Regions from separate parts of the Homo sapiens genome. Here region 1 is linked to region 2. A link is a loop called in an ENCODE intact Hi-C map of the cell type or tissue named here. Cell type or tissue: heart left ventricle. All regions are shown on one strand.

Region 1 (2,500 bases), 340 kb after region 2:
GGACTACAGAGCATGGCAGAGGCTGGAGGTGGTGACGAGGAGGCAAAAACCACCTCAAGGAAGACTTTTCATGTCATGTTAAGGAGGCTGTGAGAACCACCGCAAGGCCTCCCAGCTGGTGGTGGCTATGGTGACATTATTGGATTTGGTAACAATGTGGGTACTGAGGGGAACAGATCTGGAGGCAGCAAGGACTGTTAGGAAGCCACTGCAGCAGTTCAGCCTGGAGAAGTTCCAGTCTCTTGTGAAGACACTGGTGGTGGAGACAAAGAGGAGTGGATGGACTTGAAGTTATTTTAGAGGTAAAAGGGGTGGAATGTGTGTTACTTGCCAGGTAGAGGTGCTGTTAATTAATCTGTCTGGAACAATGCTAAGCATAATCACAATTATAATCTCAACGGCCACCATTCTTCCCTCCTGAACCAGGAGAAAGAACAAATGGCAGAAGGAGAAATCAAGACAATGGCTGTTTCTAGACCCTAAGCCCTGGAAAGACTTATTCAGCTTTAAAGCAGTTACAACTTTGAAGTCATATAAAATTTTCACTCTTATGCTTTCTCAATAAAATGATGCAGGAAGTACTTTTTAAAACTTATTGCCTCTTTGTGCAGCATGCACTGTTGCTTTCTGCTGAGTAAGCAGCTGTTGCAATTTTCCGTGACATCCGTCTCGGAGTTCCATGAGTAGCACCCCACTCCTAGCTCTAGTTCACACTCCCAGCAAAACTACACTGGAAAAGTATTTATTTCCAGAATACAGCTGAATTCCCCAGATACCCTGTGTGTGTGCAACCCGGAAATACTGTACTCACAAATATCGTGGTTATAACATAAAACATAGAGTGATACTTCGGAGCCACTGAGGAATCTGCACAAACTCGGAGCTGCAAAAGGCAGCATGGAGGCTGTGCAATCTGCAGACCCACGCAATGCCAGAAGTTGCTTACTTTTCTAGCAATGACAGCATATCTTCATATTTTTGTTGCATTCGCTTTCCTTCTGCAGATTCCATGCAACTACTCGTACAAAAGAGAAAAAGTGACACAGAATTAGAAGAAGTTAAAGTAATAATCCGAGGAACAAACTGCAGTCTCCAAAGAAGAGCGTGAATAGCTCCTTGGCTCGTTTCCAAACAGCCCTGAAAGAGCCTTTCTTCTTCGCGAACATCTTACTCTGGCCACTAGAGGGCATCTGCACTTCCTGAAACGCAGGCAGCTCCGCAAGTGTCAGAGCTCTCATAACCTTTCCTGCCCGCAGCTCCACCAGCACCCTCACCTAGCTGAGCCAGTCACACACAAGGTATGTGAGGTCCTTCAAAAATCTGAATAAAAGGGAAATTGAGATATGAAAAAATTCTAGGTGCTGTAATTTTCTGTATTTAAGACCATCAATGTTATATACAGTCATGCACCACATAATGGCATTTTGGTCAACATATATACACGTATGTGACTGCGGTCCCATAAGATTTTAATGACGCTGAAAAATTCCTATTGCCTGTTGACATGGTGCAACGCATTACTCCCATGGCTGTGGTGATGCTGGTGTAAACAAACCTACTGTGCTGCCAATCGTATAAAAGTGTACAGTAATGTCCTAGGCCTTCGCATTCACTCACCACCCACTCACTGACTCACCTACAGCAACTTCCAGTCCTGTGAGCTCCATTCATGGTAAGTGTCCTACACAAGCGTACCATTTTTTAAATCTTTTATGCCTTATTTTTTGCTGTACTTTTTCTATGTTCAGATATGTTTAGATACACAAACACTTAGTATAGTGCTACAATTGCCTGCAATACTCAGGACAGTCACTCGCTGCACAGGTTTGTAGCCTGGGAGCAATACACTGGACCATAGAGTGTATTGATCATAGAGTGTATTGATCATAGGCTAAGCTAGACCATAAAGCGTATTGATCATAGAACGTATTGATCATAGAGCATATTGATCATAGAGCGTGTTGATCATAGAGCGTATTGCTCCTAGGCTAAGCTAGACCATAGGGCATTTGTAGCCTAGGAACAATACTCTAGACCACAGACATAGGTTTGTGTAAATACACTCTATGATGTTCACATAATGATGAAATTGCCTAAGGATATATTTCTCAGAACATAACCCCATTGTGAAGTAATACATGATTGTCTATAACACTATATGCCAGGTAAATATCTATATAGGTACAGATATATTAACATGTTTTTTATATATTTAAATATATGTTTCCCCTTTTCTGAAATCCATCTAGAACACGCGATCCGAAACACTACCACTTCTTCACGTTTTTACATGAGGGTCCCTCCCAGCTCTTACCCCTGAAACATGTGCACATGTAATACACATACATGAAAGTGCACATGGACGTACATATAACATGTGTAAACACAAGTGTGCACACACAAATGGAGGCTTCTGCAGGAATGCTAAGGACCACGGAAGAGAGTGTGGCTCGAGGTACGGTTACCCTCAACTGGTTTTGACACTTCCCACAACACTAAT
Region 2 (2,500 bases):
TGCTCTGCTTGTGTAATGTGAAATGTCTGAAAACTATTGTTTCATACATTTTGTCCCATTTTTAGTTGTTTCAGGCAGAAGGTAAATTCAACAATTCCTAATACTTCATTTTTGCTTGTACATAAAAGTCTCTGGGACAGATTTATGTTGATATTTAGTTAACAATTTTGAAAAGTTGTATTTTGTAAAAAATTTTTTTTTCACGAACCTATACATCTTAATTAAAACATCATTTAAAACGTTGAAGGAACTCCTCTTGGGACTTGCCTTGCAATCTGCTGTAGCGTGAATATGAAAATAGAGAAGGCAGTAGGTAATGCTGTGTTTCAGACCAGGGTCTGAGCTTCAGCTCTCCAGGCTCAGATATATAAAAACTAGAATACCAATTTCATAGTTTACTCTGGGGGAAGGTGGATGGGGAGGTGGCAGGGGAGAGAAATATCTTTTTAGTGAATCAAAGGTACCCTTCTGCCTGCTTTCAAGGTGCCCAGAAACCAAATTGTTAAGCAAGATGTTGCTTGGTGAAAAAGATTTGGGTGTTCTGTGGAATATGTCAACCAGGCTTGGAGGATTATTGTTGTTTCTGTAGTAGGTACAGAGTATCCTCACCTGTTCTGGATAACTTAAAGTCAAAAGATTTAAAATGCTCATCAGCACCAATTTGTTTTTTACAACCGTATTTACATATATATGTGTGTCTGTATTTCCCTACCTTCAGATGATAACTAGTTAGCAACCATTTAAGTCAAATGAACAAAAGTTGTCCCTACCCAATCTGAATATCCCCTCCAAACTAACAGCAATTATTTGCATCAGAAAGACTTTGATATTTAATGGAATCCTTTGGAAGTAAAAGGAATTTTTAAATTAATCACTCCCTCTAATCTCTTAAATAAGTGAGGAACTTCATAAATAATGCCAGAATAATGATACGGTATTACTATCAGTACACAGTAGTTATTTCATTAGTGGAAACCATGACTCGGTTGGAACCTCACATAGACTCCAGCAGTGCATTTACTCACCTTCCCCTGTTTTCAGACTTAAAGGAAAGGAACAGCGTGTAACTAAGTGTAAGTCAGTTGTAATATCTTATAAACCCACAAGATGGTGCCAGTTCCACACAAAAATAGAATTTTCCCATCAAATCCCATGTGTCTGTCTTTCAGGATAGAAAGTTAGGTTTTTCCGTCTCTTCTAAATATGAGAAAGAGGCAAGCTGGCTGCCATTGGCGTCTTGCCTCTTCAGTAGGAGGTTTTATTCGAAGTACCCAGCTTCTTGGCAGTTTCTTGAGTAAATTTGTGTTTTTAAGCTGGAGGTACCCTGTTAGTGCTCCTGAAGCAACTTTTCTGGTTTTTGAGTGAGCTGATTTTGACCCTTGGGGGTTTTGGTGGCTGTATCCTTTTCTGCCTTGTACTCTTCTTGGTAGTTACTGTTCTGGTGTTCATGGAATAGATCCTGTGTCAGCAAGCCAGGCAGCCAGGCAGATATTACTGTGCTTGGCAAGTGCATCCTTTTCTCTGCTAGCACTGAAGCCAAGGTCCATGTGTTCTGACCACAAAGACTGAGAACTCCTGTGTTCAGCAATGTTTGCTCAAGTGATTATTTTCAGGAGGTTGTTAAAATAGCTGCATTCACAGAAGATTAACAGAATAAGCTGCTAGCTGTTTATACTTTAAAAATTAAAAAATTTAAATTAAAGTTCACATTAAAAATGTGGTTATAGTTAATAGTTGACTGTGTAATTCAGTATATTGAGGTCGCTTTTCAGCTTCCTATCCTTCCCACCCAAAAAAGTCCAAACCCTCTTTCGTTTGTGTGTTTGGCTTAGCACCTGCTAATTGAACAGTTTTTGGTATCTCTTTTCTCCTTGAGCCATTTCCACTTCCCTTTGATGTGCTAGGGGGCAGACTTGACTTAGGACTGAGAGTGTATTAGTCCGTTTTCACACCGCTGATAAAGACATACCTGAGAATGGGCAGTTTACAAAAGAAAGAGGTTTAATTGGACTTACAATTCCATATGGCTGGGGAGGCCCCCAATCATGGTGGAAGGCAAGGAGGAGCAAGTCACATCTTTCAAGGATGGCGGCAGGCAAAGAGAGAGCTTGTGCAGGCAAACTCCCATTTTTAAAGCCATCGGATGTTATCTTATTCACTATGATGAGAACAGCACAGGAAAGAACTGCCCACTTGGTTCAGTTATCTCCCACCAGGTCCCTCTCACAATACATGGGAATTATGGGAGCTACAAGATGAGATTTGGGTGGGGACACAGAGCCAAATCATATCAGAGAGTGCCTTCCCCAAACAGTATATTGTGTACAGTAGGAGGATGACTTTGTAGTTCCTTTCCTCATTTCTATTCCCTGAAGCCTGGCTATTCATGTCTATCCACTTTGCGGTTTCTGAAAGTGTGCAGAATCCCTTAATTCTCTCTGCAAACCCTTGGGGTGAGACTGGGAGACTGCATGTGATGGTAATAATATATATTATCTAC

Evidence for each region. Hi-C counts contacts between places; a loop is a spot of excess contacts. Peaks named below come from ENCODE experiments on the same cell type or tissue, not always from the same donor. Only the 100,000 strongest peaks of a DNase experiment are listed, where the experiment ranks them.
Region 1: a loop joins it to region 2, with 2.9 times the contacts of the local background. A loop is called at or near these places in 6 of 110 quality-filtered maps.

What each region holds. Positions count from the first base shown.
Region 1 is chr17:11,643,146-11,645,645 of GRCh38, reverse strand. DNAH9 (dynein axonemal heavy chain 9) reads right to left here. Exons shown (of 69, transcript NM_001372.4): 11 at 947-1,015. Among named protein-coding and RNA genes, the nearest start is that of DNAH9, 46 kb to the right of the region's middle. In heart left ventricle, a CTCF peak has its summit at 1,170 (motif pointing right); no DNase peak of the experiment used is centred here; H3K4me3 peaks cover 276 bases; H3K27me3 peaks cover 356 bases.
Region 2 is chr17:11,985,765-11,988,264 of GRCh38, reverse strand. All of the region lies in intron 4 of ZNF18 (zinc finger protein 18), which reads left to right. Among named protein-coding and RNA genes, the nearest start is that of ZNF18, 10 kb to the left of the region's middle. In heart left ventricle, a CTCF peak has its summit at 1,121 (motif pointing right); no DNase peak of the experiment used is centred here; H3K27ac peaks cover 286 bases.